Linked DNA regions of Homo sapiens: region 2 is linked to region 1. Evidence: chromatin contacts called from ENCODE Hi-C data. All regions are on one chromosome and are shown on one strand. The core of a region is the stretch at or near the end of the contact, and the rest is flanking DNA. Distances in the headings are between cores, read along the strand shown. Region 1 overlaps ZNF33A (zinc finger protein 33A). Region 2 holds the start of CSGALNACT2-DT (CSGALNACT2 divergent transcript).

Region 1 (3,754 bases), core at 1,014-3,513:
AAATCATAAGTCAAACCATTTTAAGTCAGGAACCATCTGCATAGCAATAACAACAGGAAAAAGGGAATGATTTGAAAATCCAATCAAAAAGCAACAATTCTCAGGTTGTCAAAAGTGTGAAAATCCAAACATGTGCTGTCTATAAGAGATAGATACAAACAGGTTGAAAATTTGAAGACAGAAAAAGATATATCCGGCACATGGCACCTATAAGGCTGGAGTAGCTATCCTAATATCACACAAAATACACTTTAATACAAAAATTTTACTAAGGATAAAGAGGGGAATTTTATTAATATAACAATAAAAGGGTCAATCAATAAAGGAGACATAACAATTCTAAGCCTATGTACTACTAACAGAGCCTCAAAGTATGTGTAGCAAAAACTGACAGAATTAAAAGAAAAAAATATACAAGTCTACAATACTTATTGCAAACTGTAATACCCCATTTTCAATAATGGTTAGGACAACTGGGCACAATATAAACATGGAAACAGAAGATATAGATGACACTCTAAAGCAACCAGATCTAAGAGATATAGACAGAACATTCCACTCGAACAGTGGAGCAGGTATGCTTCAAAAGTACACATGAAACATTCCCCAGAATAAATTTAAAATGATTCTCTGACCACAGTCGAAATTACAAATCAGTAAGACAAAGGAATTTTTAGAATGCACAAACATGCACAAATTATATAACATATTCCGAAGTTAAAAAAAAAAGTTAAAGAAGCAATAAGAAGGAAAATTAGAAAAAATGCTTTGAGATAAAAATGAAGACATACTCAAACTTATGGAACACAGATAAAGCAATCCTTAGAGATTTGTAGCTGTAATAACCATATTTAAAAAGATCTCAAATCAGTAAACTAATTTTCCACCTTAAAACACTTGGACAGGAGCAGCAATACAAAACCAAATCAAGCAGAAGGCAGGAAAGCAGAAAGATTATAGAGTAAAAATTAATGAACTAGAGAACAGAAAAACAATAGCTGATTCCTGGAAAAGATCAACAAAATATACAAACCTCTAGCTAGACTGACATTGAAAAAGAAAAAAAAGAGAGAGAAGGTTCAAATTACTAAAAGTAGGGATTAAAGATGTATTACTAGTACTCTTACAGAAATAAAAATAATTACAAAGAATGGTATGAACAATGTATGCCAACAAATTATTTAACTTCAACAAAATGGGAAAATCCATAAAACAAAAACAACTAAAACCAACTCAAGTAGAAAAAGAAAAATCTGAAAAGACCTACACAAGTAAAAAGATTGAAGTTGTAAATTTAAAACTCCCCATTACAGGTGGGATGCTGTGGCTCATGCCTGTAATCCTACCACTTTGGGAGGCCAAGGCAGGTGGATCACTTGAACTCAGGAGTTTAAGACCAGCCCAGGAACATGGTGAAACCCCATCTCTACAAAAAAAAAACACAAAAAATTAGCTGGGTGTGCTGGCATATGCCTGTAGTCCCAGCTACTTGGGAGGCTGAGGTGGGAAAATTGCCTGAGCCTGGGAAGTCAGGCTGCAGTGAGCCATGACTGCACCACTGCACTCCAGCCTGGGCAATATAGTGAGGCCCTGTCTCAAAAAAGACAAAAAACAGACAAGAAAACTTCCCATTACAAAAACAAAAAAAAAACCCAGGTCCATAAGGGTTCACTGGAGAATTTTATCAAACATTTAAAAAGAATTATCAATTACTCAAAAACTCCAAGAAAATAAGAAGAAACACTTGCCAGCTCATTCTATGATCCCAATACTACTACTCTGGTACCAAAATCAGACATGAAAAAAAATACAGATCCATGTGTCATGATTACAGACATATAAATCCTCAACAAAATACTAGCAAATTTCATCCAGTAGTATATAAAAAGGGTTACATACAATTATCAAGTGTGATTTATCCTAGTAATTCAAATTTGGTTTATCATTTGAAAATCAATTAATACACCACGTAAGGAGAAAAGAAACAATAACCACATGATCATCTCAGTATACAGAGAAAAAGCATTTAACACAATCCAATGACCATCTTCTCTATAAAAACAATCAGCAAACCAGGAATAGAGTTAAACTTCCTCAGCCTGATTAAAGGCATCTACAAAAAGTCCACCACTAACATCATACTAAATAATGAAAGGTACAGTGATTTTACTCTAAGAACAAAAAGAAGACAAGAATGTCCTCTTGCTGGTTACACATCACACAGGAGATTCTAGTCAAGAAAAGCAAGGGGAAGGGGAATTTAGATTGAAAACAAAAGTGAAACTATCTGTATTTGCAGTTGACTACTCATGCATATAGAAAATCTTAAAGAATCTGCTGAAACACTATTAAAACTAATAAAAGAGTTCAACAATGTTGCAGGGTGCAAGTTCACTAACAACAAACAAATCATAAATGAAAATTTAAAAATAATTCTGGCCGGGCATAATGTCTCAAGCCTGTAATCCCAGCACTTTGGGATGCCGAGGTGGCTGGATCACCTGACGTCAGGAGGTTGAGACCAGCCCAGCCAACATGGTGAAACCTCATCTATACTAAAAATACAAAAAAGTTATCCAGGCTTGGTGGCATGTGCCTGTAGTCCCAGCTACTTGGGAGGCTGAGACGCAGTGAGCCGAGATCGCACCATTGCACTCCACCCTGGGCAGTAAGAACAAAACTCTGTCTCAAATAAGTAAATAAATAAAATAAATTCCATATACAATAGCATCAAAAAGAATAAAATACTTATAACTTTAATCAAGGAAATACAGAGCTTATAGTCTGAAAACCACAAAACAATGATAGAAGAAATTAAAGACAGCCTAAATAAATGGAAAGGCACTGAACAGTGTTCATATGGTTAAGATGGCAATAACTGCCAAATTAATACCTAAACTCAACACAATCCCTACCAAAATCCCATCTGCCTTTTTGGAGAAACTAACAAGCTGGTCTAAAATTTCATGTGGAAATTTAGGGAACTGAATATAATCAAAACAATCTTAAAAAAGAAGTAGAAAGTTAGAAGACATACACTTCTCAATTTGAAAATTTGCTACAAAATTACAATAATCAAGATGGTATGATACTGGCATAGAGGAAAACATATGAAATAAAATTGAGAGTTCACAAATAAACACTACTATATATTATGTTCAGTTAATTTTCAACAATGATGCCAACACAATTTAATGTTGAAAAATCACCTTTTCGGCTGGGCACAGTAGTTCACACCTGTAATCCTAGCACTTTGGGAGGCTGAGGCAGGCAGATCACAAGGTCAGGAGTTCAAGACCAGCCTGGCCAATATGACGAAACTCCATCTCTACTAAAAATACAAAGACATTAGCCAAGCATGGTGGCGCATGCCTGTAATCCCAGCTACTCAGGAGGCTGAGGCAGGAGACTTGCGTGAACCCAGGGGGCAGAGGTTGCAGTGAGCCAAGATCGTGCCACTGCCCACCAGGCTGGGCGTCAGAGACTTCCTCTCAAAAAAAAAAAGAAAAAAGAAAAATTACCTTTTCAAGAAATGATGCTGAGACAACTGAATATTTGTATGCAAAACAATCAAAATTATTCCTTTCCTCACACCATATACAAAAACTAATTGAAAATGGATCACAGGTCTACATTTAAAAGCCATTACTTAAAGAAAATACAGGAGTGGATCTTCATGCCCTGGGGATAGATAAAGCCCTCTTAGATAAAGTACCAAAAATACAAGCAACAAAAGAAAAAACAAATTAGACTT
Region 2 (3,661 bases), core at 445-2,944, 5.1 Mb before region 1:
AAGTAGCTGGGCTTACAGGCGCCCGCCACCACGCCTGGCTAATTTTTGTATTTTTAGTAGAGATGCGGTTTCACCATGTTTGCCAGGCTGGTCTCGAACTCCTGACCAAGTGATCCACCTGCCTCGGCCTCCCCAAGCGCTGGGATAAAAGGCCTGAGCCACCACGCCAGGCCCACAGTATTCTTAATATCCAAAACACATCATATACAAAAATTGGGAACATAAATGTCCATCAACTGAAGAGTAGTCACATATTATTCAATAGACTATTACACAGTAATAATACAATACCATGAAATAGCATGGGTGTGTCCCACAAACAATATGCTGAGAATACTACGTGATTCCATTAACATGAAGCTCAAAACAGAGAAAACTAAAAGCAGATAAGAGAAGTTAGAATACAGATGGGAAAACAAGGATATAACTGACTTGGAAGAAGCACAGGAAAATAGGATGATGGAAATGTTCTATGGTTATAATTTGATATATCTGGTGGTTCCACAGGGTAATAAGTATGTAAAAATTCATTGAGCTGTACAATTAAGATTCGTGCTCTTATTGATTTCATATGTATTTTATGCCTCGACAAAAACAAAGAGAAAAATGCAGCTTCTAAACTGGTTGGAACTGTGTTTATTTAGGCCAAAATCCTCTGAGCCACAAATACTGGAAATCCATCTTTTTTCATTCTTTTAGTTACATGACAACTTTAAACAAATGGTACAAGAACAATAATACAAAATGAACGCTAACACTCAGTCCTAAAATACTTGGCTTCTTACTTCCAAGATCGAAGCTACTATTTTAATACAACATTCAAAAAACAACATTAATTACCAGACATGAAGGCCCTGCTCCCGCGAGCCTTGAATGACGGTGAAACGTCACGACATCCCATATCTATCTCAAAAGCACGCTAGAAAATACCTCCAAGTTTAACAAGCCAAGGACTCAGGAAGAGAAGCTTCAGATGTATAATCAAACTATCATACCGCCAATACCATCATCACAAACAGAAGTATCACTGTCGTGCTTCCTGCGTTGCTCAAGGGTAGAGTCATTTTTAAGGTGCATTCTCCGACAACGCCAGAGGCTCCCCATCTCCTCCGCCCCACTGAGCCCTCCACGACAGAGCATCTTTACCGGCGCTCGCTCTGCCATCTACAGATAAAGAGGGGCTGAGGGCAGAACTATTTTAACGCGATGACGAGGTCACCACTGATTAAAAAGTTTATCCACTGAGAGGAGCAGAGATGGTGATGAATAGGTAAAAACAAAACGAAACAAAACAAAACCCAACACTGACAAGCGAACCAATCGTCTCTGGCCGCGCTTTCCCTAAAACCGGTGCCGACTCCGGCAGGCTCATCCCTGAGAGACAGGGCCCCCCGCAGGACCGGTCCGCTAGGCGACCCCACCCGACCACACAGGAGCCCGCAGCCCCGGCGCCCGCACCGCCCGGGCCGGAGCCGGCGGGAGTCGCGGACCGGCGGGCGAGGCCGGGCCAGGTACTCACCGCGCTCGCCCGCTCTGCGCTCCACCGCCTCCTGCGCCGCGGGGACACCCGGGCGGCGCCTCACGCCTTGGGCCCGCCGCCGCCTCAGCCACCCACCCCCGGGCGCGCCGCCGCGCCTGAGAGGCCACTTCCGGCGCGCGCGAGGAAATGAAGCCGCCGCGCGCCCGCGGCCCCGCCCAGGAAGCTCCGCCACTGGCAGCTGGGTACCGATTCATCACCGACGTGTTTAAAGTATCCGTGTGTGTGCCTCCAAAAACCGTTTGTGGAGACAGCAGAGTGCCCGAGGCAGGAAACCGCTCCGGCCTGGAGGCGCCCCTGCCCGGACTCGTGGACTGCAGCGCTGTCCCGCTCGGAAGCCGATCCTGGGAGTCCGAGCGGGGCCGCGGGGCCTGCGTGGCAGCCGAGTCGAGGGCTTCGGGCCGCGGGGCTGTGGAGCGCCCCTTGGCGCTGGGCCGCCGGCAGCCGTGAGCGCATCACTGCATTTCCCTGGAGGAATTCCTCATCTGTTGAATGAGGGAGTTGAGGCGGACACGCTGGGAAATGGCTTCGAGCTCACACACTGATTTTCGTGAGTGGAAAGAGAAGCCCTTTCTTAGGCGTCTTCCATACCACTGCATGTTCCAGGGTCCTCCCTGGGCTCTCTGTCTCCCACGCCACCGCGAGCACGGCCTAAGCGGGCGAGCGAAGGCGCGACGGCGCCGAGAGCCGGCTGTGGTGGGTGCCGGGCGCGTCACCGCGGGCTGGCGGGGGAGGGGACGCTGGGAAGCTCTCCAGAAAGAGGAGCCGCCACCGAGCAAATTCCCATCTGCCACGCACCGCAGAGCCTCGCCCTCCGCCGCCAGCATTTTCTTTCTTTGTTCTCCTAGCCCTACAAACGCTGGGTTTCCTTTCTCATTCGTGGACTTTTTTCCCTGGATCCTTCTTACTGCTCCTACCCTGTGGCCGCACGTCTGGCAGATGCGCGGCGGGCGCTGCCTGAACCCCCGAATCCTCACAAGCCTCTGTGCAGCGGCCACGGCCCTCAGCTAGCGGCGGGGAGACTGAAGCCGCAGGGTCAGGGTTAGTTGCCACATGTTTTAAATTCCTATCCAAACTTCCATTATAATTGTTTTTATTTATTTATTCATCTATTTTTTGAGACAGGGTCCCGCTCTGTCGCCCAGGCTGGAGTGCAGTGGAGCGATCACGGTTCACTGCAGCCTCCCCACCTCCGACTCCAGCGATCCTCTCGCCTCAGCCTCCCGAGTAGCTGGGACCACAGGTGCATGCCACCATGCCCGGCTAATTGTTAATATTTTTTTTGGTAGAGATGGGGCCTCCCTCTGTTGCCTAGGCTGGCCTTGAACTCCTGGGCTCAAGCGATCTTCCAGCTTCGGCCTCCCAAAGTGCTGGCATTACAGGCGTGAGTCACCCCGCCTGGCAAGAATTGTTGTTTTGAAACTAACTGAGGTTCTCCCATCAATGGATTTAAATTGTTACTTTTTAATGATTTTTTTTTAAGTAGCCAAATACTAAATGTATGTAATTTGAATGTGGAGAGAAGATAATGCATGATTCAAATTATGTGGCTGATCATGGGTGATACACTGGGATATAGTTGTAAAATAAGTAGTTCTCCTAGGGAAAATATTAAAGTACAACTGTGTTGGGTTTAATATCAGAAAAATGTAATTAAAAACATTTCCTGCCAATAATTTCCAATCTGATACTTAAACAAAACAAAACAATAAAAGTTTCCCATCTCTTTCGGGCCTTTTAAATTTCTACCAAAAGTAAGTGATGCTGGCTGATTCCCCTGCTATAGCAAGTTGTGAATAAATAGCCTTTGCTGGTTTCCACAGTTTTCCTGGTGATCCCATGGTAAGTCTGTACTGCTTGTCCCTGAGGTCCCCAGGCTTCCACCCATTGTGCCACCCAGAGGCCCCTCATGCCTCCATGTTCTCGGCCTATCAGGTGCGCCGATGTGGTCAGCACTAGGGCTCACCTCACTCTGCGTGGAGGTCTCTGGCTATTTATTCTCAGTTTGGTACTCTGGTTTTGTTATTGATTCTCATTTGTCTGGCATCTCTAGTGGAATCAGGCCATTCTTTTTATCCCTTTTCACTGTATTTTGTGTTAGTGTTTAGTGTTGTGCTGTCAAAA

Evidence for each region. Hi-C counts contacts between places; a loop is a spot of excess contacts on that map. Pooled maps may share reads with other maps.
Region 2: a pooled map shows a loop between it and region 1 (4-fold over the local background). The contact joins the promoter of CSGALNACT2-DT here to the enhancer-like site in region 1. A Hi-C loop is called at or near these places in 3 of 50 pooled maps.

Annotation. Positions count from the first base shown.
Region 1 is chr10:38,037,085-38,040,838 of GRCh38, reverse strand. All of the region lies in intron 4 of ZNF33A (zinc finger protein 33A), which reads right to left. Among named protein-coding and RNA genes, the nearest start is that of ZNF33A, 28 kb to the right of the region's middle. Within about 2 kb of position 2,263, at least 6 of the 41 ENCODE cell types and tissues checked have a DNase peak (open chromatin) inside an H3K27ac peak, as active enhancers do.
Region 2 is chr10:43,136,426-43,140,086 of GRCh38, reverse strand. It overlaps CSGALNACT2-DT (CSGALNACT2 divergent transcript), which reads left to right and starts at 1,694. Exons shown (of 1, transcript NR_186456.1): 1 at 1,694-3,263. CSGALNACT2 (chondroitin sulfate N-acetylgalactosaminyltransferase 2) reads right to left here and starts at 1,642. Exons shown (of 8, transcript NM_018590.5): 1 at 1,520-1,642. RefSeq lists silencers at 1,106-1,175, 1,286-1,785, 1,956-2,015, 2,146-2,345.